2 separate regions of the Mus musculus genome follow, and region 1 is linked to region 2. The links are chromatin loops, found by intact Hi-C in ENCODE. Cell type or tissue: gastrocnemius. All regions are shown on one strand. Links, peaks and the distances in the headings refer to the core of each region. The heading gives the core; the rest is flanking DNA.

What was found. A loop is a pair of places that touch in the nucleus more often than their neighbours do. Peaks named below come from ENCODE experiments on the same cell type or tissue, not always from the same donor. Only the 100,000 strongest peaks of a DNase experiment are listed, where the experiment ranks them.
Region 1: it touches region 2 in a loop (2.4-fold over the local background); 12 of 42 quality-filtered maps call a loop at or near these places.

The regions. Positions count from the first base shown.
Region 1 is chr10:127,337,237-127,341,614 of GRCm38, forward strand. Gli1 (GLI-Kruppel family member GLI1) reads right to left here and starts at 4,343. Exons shown (of 13, transcript NM_010296.2): 1 at 4,323-4,343; 2 at 3,969-4,082; 3 at 1,185-1,310; 4 at 836-928; 5 at 154-358. The coding sequence starts at 1,284. In gastrocnemius, for the core only: a CTCF peak has its summit at 1,783 (motif pointing right); DNase peaks (open chromatin) are centred at 1,176, 1,763, 2,181 and 2,820; H3K4me3 peaks cover 1,357 bases; H3K27ac peaks cover 1,245 bases.
Region 2 is chr10:127,175,737-127,180,114 of GRCm38, forward strand. It overlaps Slc26a10 (solute carrier family 26, member 10), which reads right to left. Exons shown (of 18, transcript NM_177615.4): 2 at 3,889-3,999; 3 at 2,993-3,150; 4 at 2,607-2,771; 5 at 2,202-2,354; 6 at 1,351-1,433; 7 at 1,071-1,218; 8 at 836-949. Among named protein-coding and RNA genes, the nearest start is that of Slc26a10, 2.7 kb to the right of the region's middle. In gastrocnemius, for the core only: a CTCF peak has its summit at 2,113 (motif pointing right); a DNase peak (open chromatin) is centred at 2,142; H3K4me3 peaks cover 1,653 bases; H3K27ac peaks cover 974 bases.

The DNA of each region.
Region 1 (4,378 bases), core at 592-3,091, 160 kb after region 2:
TGGTTGAAGAAGCCCTGGGGAGGTCCTGAAGAGGGTTCCAATGCGTTGGGGGAGGGGAAGGACTAGAGCTGGGCTGGAGGTTTGAAGGGTCTGAGTCTTCTAGTGGGTGTCAGTACATATCTTGGGGGCCTCTTAATCTGAGGCTGCCAGCACCTCATGGTACCAATGGAGAGATGGCCGTAGGAACCGCCCGGAGATGTACAGCGAGAGTTGATGAAAGCCACCAGGGAGCTGGGTGAGGTCCGGATTACGGTTTGCAGGTCGAGGCTGGCATCAGAAAGGGGCGAGATGGAGAGAGCCCGCTTCTTTGTTAATTTGACTGAACTCCGAGGAGGAGGAGGAGGAGGAAAGAGAGATCCTAGGGCAGGAGACAGGAGTTAAGATGTAGTAAAGGGGGCTGGAGAGATGGTTCTGTGGTTAAGAGCACTTGCCGTTCCTTCAAAGAATCTGAGTATGATTTCTAGTACCCACATCAAGCAGTTCACTACTTCCTGTAACTCCATCTCCAGGGATGGTCCCACACCCTGGGCCTCAGGGAGGGCGCCAGGACCTGCACAGCCTCACACAGACATATACATTGTTACAAAAATAAAATTACAATGGGGGGGAAAGATACTGTAAAGGTACATTGTATCCCTGCACTTGGTGGGTGGGGCCTCGCTCAAAAACCTTGCTGCTTTTGCCTTGCTCTGCCTAGAGCCTCTTGATTGATTGTCCCCTGGTTGCCTTTGTCTCTGGATGTTTCTTACCTTGAGTTTGGCCCTAGCTTCCCCACCTTCTCCTGCAGAGCAAGTCCCAGACGGGCAGGGGCAGGGGGGATTGCCCCAGTGCTCACCTTCAGTGCAGCTGCTGGTCTCTCTGGCTGCTCCATAACCCTGGGACCCTGACATAAAGTTGGCTTGGTGGCAAAAGGGCAGACCAGAAAGTCCTAGAAAAGAGAGACAGCTGGAGCCAGGTCTTTGAATGGGGAATACAGGGCTTACCTTAAGACCCAACATAAGATATGATCCCAAACTCTAAACATACATGGTGGTGTGTGTGTGTGTGTGTGTGTGTGTGTGTGTGTGTAAATCCTCCTGTAGATAGGAAACTAGAATGCGCTAGGGATGGAGTTGAGAGGATCCTGGCGCTAGGTGAGACGACTGCCAAGTCCTCAAGGCCCAGGGACTGGTAAATGTATTCACCTTCTGTTCCCATGCTGGGGACTCCTTGGCTGTGGAGGGGTCGGAGACAGCATGGCTCACTATAGCTATTGACTTGTGGTGGAGTCATTGGATTGAACATGGCGTCTCAGGGAAGGATGAGGGGACCTGTGGAAAGGAATGTAGATCTGCCAGTTATAAAGATGGAACGAAACAGAGAAGATAAATGACAGTTTCAGGCACAGATCCCCCCCCCCCCCCGCCCGCCAGCATGTCCCTTGTGCCTCTAACCCTCATCTCAGAAACTGGTCATGGAAATCAATAACGTTTTTCAGCTTCCTTAAGAAGAAACATCCCAAAGAGTGGGCAGAAGCAGCCGTTCAGTCTTGGGGATCCACAGTCTCTGTATGTACAAGGGAATGTTAGGGACTAACTGATCCAACACAAGTCCTAGGTGATTTTTAATGCCATGAGCTCTCTCTACTTGCTTTTCTTTTTTCTTTTCCCTCTACCATTTCTTGTTCTGGCCATGGGCCAGCTTTGAGGTGTGTGATGGTGGAACACACGGAAGGTCTGACTTCATGCCCAGGGCTGCCGGCTCATGCCCAAGAGCAGAGCTCATGAGCAATCTCTCCAGTGTCCACTAGAGGGAGACCTCGTTTCAGTCCAGATAGACTGGTAGGGCCAGAAGAGAACACAAATGATCTGTCCTCAGACAGAGAACTATGTGTGGGAGGGAATAAGACTTCAGAGCAGAGCGTCTCCCCGACTTTTGAGTAAAAAGGATGAGAGCTAAAGTCATTCTGAGGCGGTTTAACTCTGGGTTTACCTATCCCGTTTGGTTTTGGGGGAAATCGGGAAGGGGCTGTCAGGAAAGTCTTAATGGGAATGAGAAAACGAAGTCCTCAAGGCTAGAGAGAGAGGAGCTGATGCGAGGTCCGCTTTCCCTCAACAAGTTTTTACTCCACTCCAGGTTTTTCAGCCTTCCGGGAACGGAGGGTGGGGTGGGGCGGGGTGGGGTGGAGAACCACTGGGAGCGGGCCGGCCGGCGCGGTGGGTGATCCCGGGATGCTGGGATTTAGGGTGAGGGCGGGGTAAAATGGGGAACGGAACCCGGACCCTACGACCCAGCCAAAGTGCTGTAGCCCGGGCTACCTTTGCTAACTCCTCCTTTTCCAGCCGAGACCCGAATCCCGCATCCAAGACCTCCCAGCTCGACATTGGCACTAACGTGGGGGTGGGGGGCACAGCTGGCTGGCAGCTGGATGAGGGGGCACATCTCCCGCCTCTCTCCTCTGTGACTCATTCAAGGGAAGGGAAGGACTTGTAAAGGACCCCCAGACACTAGAAGTTCCCTCAAAGTTGTCACTCTTCCTGTTCCATTGCCCGAGAGCTCCAAGAGACAGGATAAAAACGGGGCGACAGCCCCCTTCACCGAGAGCCACCGCCTACACTCACGCCTCCCTCTTCATACTACTAACTTTTCCAGTTTCAGTAAAGGTTTTCTGGGCTGGATGGGAGCATGAGAATTAGCCTACCAAAGACCCGAATCATCTTCGCAGTCTATTTTCTAGAGTCCTCTACGTACGTACCCCTTCTCCCCAACTCCCTGGAGTCGGCCCCACCCCCTTTTCCCGGTCCCGCCTTCCCCGCCCCCGTGCCTTCTCGGCCCACCCAAGTCGCCGCCGCAGGCTCTGGCTGCAGACGGCTCAGCTTCCCCGCCCGCCTGGGGAGCCCAGAAAAGCGAGGGGGGGGGTGAAGGGTGGAACATTCTTCCCTCTCTCAGCGCATCCTGAAAGCAGGCAGTAGCGCCCGGGGGGGGGGGGGAGGCACTATTGGAAAGTGGGGTCCCTATAGTGGAGTGGGAAAAAAGAAACCAGAAACTAAGAGAAAGAAGTGCCTGTGTAAATAAGGTGTGCGCGGAGAGGACACCTTGGATTCCTGGGTATCTCCGCCGGCTTCCTAAGGGTTAACCCCTATAGACCCCCGGGAACCCCCTAGTGACGTCAAGAGTGAGTCGGAGACGTCTGTCCGGCGGGGATGCCCAGAGAGATAATGGAGGGGGGTCCTTCTGAACCCCGCCCCCCTAGGGTAAATCACCCGCGTTCACGAACTTTCTTCCCAGAAGAAAACTGCCCATCTTTTCTCCCCGTACTGGAAGGAAAGACCTATACCATAAAGTCCCTGGTTCTCCGGATGCCCCAAACCCTCGGCCTCTACGGAGTTTCCTTTCCTTGATGCTGTTCCCAAAGCTAACTGTCCTGGGTTGATTGTTTCAGGGTCATGGGGCCTGAAAGAGGATTCAGAGCGGGGAGCAAGGGCAGGCAGGGTGGTCTGAGCCAGAGGAGGGGCCTCGGTCCCCAGATCCCGCTTGGGCGGGGGGCCAACAGGGATACACAAGCTGGCAGTAGCCAGTGGTCCCGCTCTGCCCCAGTAGGGGTCTCCCGGCGCCTGGCTTCAGCTGCCCCGGTGGTCCTGAGGTCAGAGGGTCAAAACAAGGTCTCCCCAGCTCTTCCTCTTCCTCGGGGGCCCTGCCCACAGTCTTTGGGAACTCAGAAGTCCAGAATTCCTAGGGATTTTCTACGGCCTACACCGCATGTTAGGAAACCCACCCAGCCTCCTCCCGAGTCCAAACCCACTCCTTTGCCCCTAAACCCCATGTGCACATCTGTCACAGCCACAGGTCAGGAGTCCAATCCCAGCCCGGCCCTCAGGGGTTCTGTTGCCTGGCACACCGCTACTCCCACCCCACTGAGCGCTCCCTTCTTTTGCGGTGGGTCCCGTCTTAGAAACACTGACGTCTTCCAACGGCGCTCAGAGACGCACCTGGAGTTCCCTCTACCACGCAGACCTCCAGCTGGCCGTCCCAACTGCTTCTTCATCCCAACCTCAAGAAAGGGAGAGATTTCTAGTATGTGGGAGAGGCGCGGACAAAGAGACCTGGGACAGACACAGATTGTCAGAAAAAAAGAAGGGGATGCAGAGAAAAGAAGGCACAAATTAAAGCAAAACAAGAAAACACCCAAACTTCCTAATTGCTCTCCCCAAACTCTCCCAACCCCATATTGCCTCTGAGCCCCAGGTCTCCTTCTGGGATAGGGTGAGTCCCTAGGCGTCAGAGCATCTCCTCAGCCCCTCCCCCATCGCTCCCAGGTGGTCTCCCGCCTGCCCCCCTCTCACCTCCGTCGGGGCGCGGTGCTCGGGATGCGTGGTCCAGGGCTGGAAACTGGGCTGGG
Region 2 (4,378 bases), core at 1,126-3,625:
AAACAAAGAGGGCATCAGATCCCATTACAGATGGTTGTGAGCCACCATGTGGTTGCTGGGAATTGAACTCAGGACCTCTGGAAAAGTGGCCAGTGCTCTTAACTGCTGAGCCATCTCTCCAACCCGAAGGTTTTGGTTTTATTTTGTTTTGATTTGTTTTGTTTTGTTTTTGAGATCCTTATGAGAACCATCAGAATTATTTTATCTCCTACATTTATAGGTATGTGTGTGTGTGTTTGAATGTGCGTAGAAGCACAAGTGTGTGCAGGGACAACATACCTGTGTCCCAGTTCTTGTAGAATTCCACACTGGGCCTCCTCCCCCATCACCTTATTCATCGAGGCAGGATCTCTCAGCTGAACCCAAAGCTCTTGGGTTCCTGCCCCCATCCCTGCCTTCTAGACAGGTCACCATACCCATGGACCTGGAGGCTTGAACCCCTGTGCTAATGCTTCTGCTTTAACCACTGAGCCATCTCCACAGAATGGTGGCAGTCCCCTTTCCACAGTCACTATGTGCCCCAGCCTGCCTTGAGCCCCAGACAATCCTCTGCTCTGTCAGCCTTCCTAGTTCCAGAACTCTGGGTATGTAATACAACACCTTGATGTTACTGTTTTTATTTTTAATCAGGTCTGAGGCATTGTAGCTTTTGCTTACGGCCAACAGAGGTCCTCATGGAGTTCCGTTATTGTCTAACCCTCCTCTTCATAATCCCATTACCATCCTGGAATATGTAGATGCTAAATCCTGGGTTATCCACCTGTTCCCCACTCTCTCCTGCCACCCCTGTTGAATGTCCCATCCTTTCTCCTCATCCTCTCAAGGATACCCTTACCTGTGTATTCCCACCAGCATCCACTAATAAGCTGGTTGTAGCCAGTGTGGCCGAGTTGGGAAAGCAAGAGAAGAGAGAAGAAATGAGGTTGGAGACACCGTGGGCCAGGAGTTCCTAGAAGGACACAGCAGGATGAAGATGGGGAAGACGTAGGCACGGGGTGGGGTGGGGTGGGGAGGAGTGAGGCTAAGGGGCTTAACTCTGAAAAGGGATGACATTCACAATTAAGTCACACCTGATTGGGCTCAATAGTGTAGCTGTACTTGTCTGCATAGATGGAGGCCAGAGAGGTGGACACAGCAAAAGTCACCAACGAGATAGGCAGGGAGTCGGCCAGTATCCTGGGCAGCTCATCCAGGGTGGGGAGGAGGGGTTGGGGAAATCTAGGGAAGGAGAAAGCCAGGATAAGGGTGGGTCCGCCGCCGGTGCTACAGGGAACAGAGGAGACAGGAAACAGGAAGGGGCGGGGCAGGGGAGGGGTATCTTGGGAGAGGTGGGCGAAGTCTTTCTCTTACCCTCCAGGCAATGGTCCCACTACCTGGACATTGTATCTTGTGTCCAGGGAAGAGGTGAAGCAGAGCACCGTAGCCAGAAGCACCTGAAAACGATCACACCTTTTGTTTCGTTTTGTTTGTTTTTGTGTGTGTGTTTGTGTTGGGTTTTTGTTTGTTTGTTTGTTTTGTTTTGTTTTTGAGACAGGCTGTCCTGGAACTCACTTTGTAGACTGGCCTCGAACTCAGAAATCCGCCTGCCTCACAAGTGCGTGTGCCACCACTGCCCGGTTTAGAAGAAAGAGGTTTAACATGAAAGAGAATCCCTTTGCGAGTGTGGGGGCCTCTCTAGAGTGTAGCAGCTGATGAGGCCACAGACTAACTCACCTACACTGAAGGAAGAGTCCGTGTTTGCCCGGAGAGAGGGACAAAGGATCTAAGAGGAGGTCCTTTGGGATTGATGGACACAAAAGACACACTTGAGCCAAGTGAGCCATTCTAAGCGGAGAGCACATGTGAGTTGCCTGTGGAAAGCTGTGGCATTCATTTACACTGGAGGAGTTATCTGGGCGGGCAGTGAAAGGAATTACAGTGAGGGTCCCCGAGGAGAGAAAAAGTGCAGTGGGAAGGAAGGAGAGGAGCAAAGAGAGGCCTGACGCTCGACTCCGGTAGTGGAACAGTTCAGGTGTGTGTATGTGTAGCGGGGGAGTTCGGATGGCTCAACTGCTCTGGAAAGATGCTTGGAAAAGTACGCGTCACCGTGATCTCTCGCTTGTGACTCCTGAGATTTCCACAAGGGGGCGACAGCCTCTAGATCTCACTGGATGGGGAGGATCCGGATACAGCGGGGTCCAGGGATCTAGAGCCGCCCTCACCATGACAACTTCTCCTGGGATTGGAGTAAGTAGCCTGTCCCGGAATCGCACGTTTAGTTCCTTGACTGGCACTAGCAACACCAGGCTGAGCGCCGAGATGGTCACTTCTGCAGGACTGCTCTGGGACAGGGCGCTGAGCACCGCGGCCAGCGTCTGCGGGCAGGGACAGTGTGCAAAGGCCGGGTACCAGCGTTAACTGACCCCGAGAGACTCAATACCAACCCACTAGGCCGGGGCAAAACTCTCTTTCCAGAGGCCATCAAGGCTTCTACGTCCCCAGCGCTCTCACGCAGCGCCATAGTTCCTTGCATTCATTCCTTGTTGCCTATCTTAACCCCTTCACCCACCGTCCCTATCGAGCCACCCTTTCCCGTGACATCTAGAAACCTCTTTCCCCACCCCCACCTTGAAGAGAGAAAAGCAGCCGATCTGGCGTGGGAGAGACAATCCCAAGAGGCTTGGCAGCTGGGACACCAGCACGTGCAGCGCGGCCCCGCTGGTCAGCGCCTTGATCACAGGCTCCGATAGAAAGGTGGACAGGACACCAAGCTGCAGCACGAACATCCCCAGCTGTAGAGAAGGCGGCGACAGGTGGGGTCGGGGCGTGGTGCGAAACCTCCAACAGACCAGCCCGCACAGTGCACCAGCTTCCCCACGATATATCTGCCACTCCGGACTGGAAGCCAAGTTCAATGGTGTTTTTATCCTCCCCTCTATCCTCTGGCACAATTGTGTTGGTCCTTTTCGGTGGATTCATCTAAGGTCCTCACCCGGGTCGAGTCCTCGCTTACCATTAGCGCCCCACTCCCGAAGGCCACAGCGGCTGCCGCCCCAACTCTCCGAGCTTCCAGTTGCTCCCTTTCGATTCCACTGAGGTTCCCCGCGAGGGGTTCGGGCACCACCCTCTCGACTACAGAACCGGTCATTAGACTGAGTACTGCGAAAGTTCCTGCAGTCATGGGCCAAATGCAGAGATTAGCATTCGTGCAGCCTGGGGCAGAGCAGCAGCCGTGACTCGCACAGTTCTGGAGTCTCACATGCGTCCCATCCGCTCTCTTAGAAGACCTTAGGATCACGAGCTGGTGCAGCAGCCAGGAACCGATGCGGAAGAGCGCACCCATGGAACCAGTGGGCAAGGAGAAAAGAGTGTACCCACTGGCAAAAAAAAAAAAAAAAAAAAAAAAAAAAAAAAAAAAGTGCCCCTTCCTCACGCTCTCACTGGACCGTGAGCCACTGTGCACCTCTTTCCCTTCAAGGTCATGGTCCCTTCAAGTTGTTTCTTTTAACCAAATGTCACAGGGGACAAGGAGATCCTTGTAAACTGTCGCCTCTATACCCACTCCAACAAGCCTAGGGAGGCGACAGAGTTCTGTGCAAAGGGGGTGGAAATGGGTTGTGGATCCCAAGAGAGGTGGCAAGTAGGAGAGGGAAGGGGGCAGAGGGGAATACAGCCCCAAAGCTTCCAAGTAGCAGCCTTGCTAAGGTGTGTTTGACCCCTGCTTTTAATCCCAGCACGCAAGTGGCAGAGGCAGGATCTCTGAGTTTAAGACCACCTGGTCTGTGGGGAGCTTCAGACCAGCTAAGACTATAAAATGAGACCCTATCTCAAGGGATGAGGGTATGCCTCAAGTCCCTGTCTATTTTCATCCCAAAGAGAAGCAAAGTCATGAGCAGTGTGGCCACTCACCAGTGGACAGGTGTCTCCCAGTGCCCAGTAAACTGTAGATGAGAACAGGAAAGAAAGACGTGTAGAGTCCGAACACCGGGGGCACCGAGGTCAGGAGGGCAAAAGCCATGCCTGGTAGAAAAGTAGAAGGAATCGGGGTGGGGTGGGGTGGGGATGGGATGAGGGTGGGGATGGTGGGGTGCACAACCTCCAGATACTGCCCTTCCCAACACTCTTGGGTTGACACCAGATACTATCAATCATGGCCCCGGAGGGAACGGAAAGGTTAATTAATGGGCCTCAGTGGGAGGTCGTGAGGCTGACAAGGTCACAGATCCTTGCCCACGTCCTGGGTGGCAGGTTTTGTGCCTCTCTACAATTCTCTGAGGCAGAACAGAGTCCAGTATATCTCGCAGAATTGCACAGATGTGGAGGGATGGGGGTGGGGAATTATGATGGAGTCCCTTAGTCCTCTCAAACCGAACCTCAAGCTCCTCCTCTCTGATCCTCC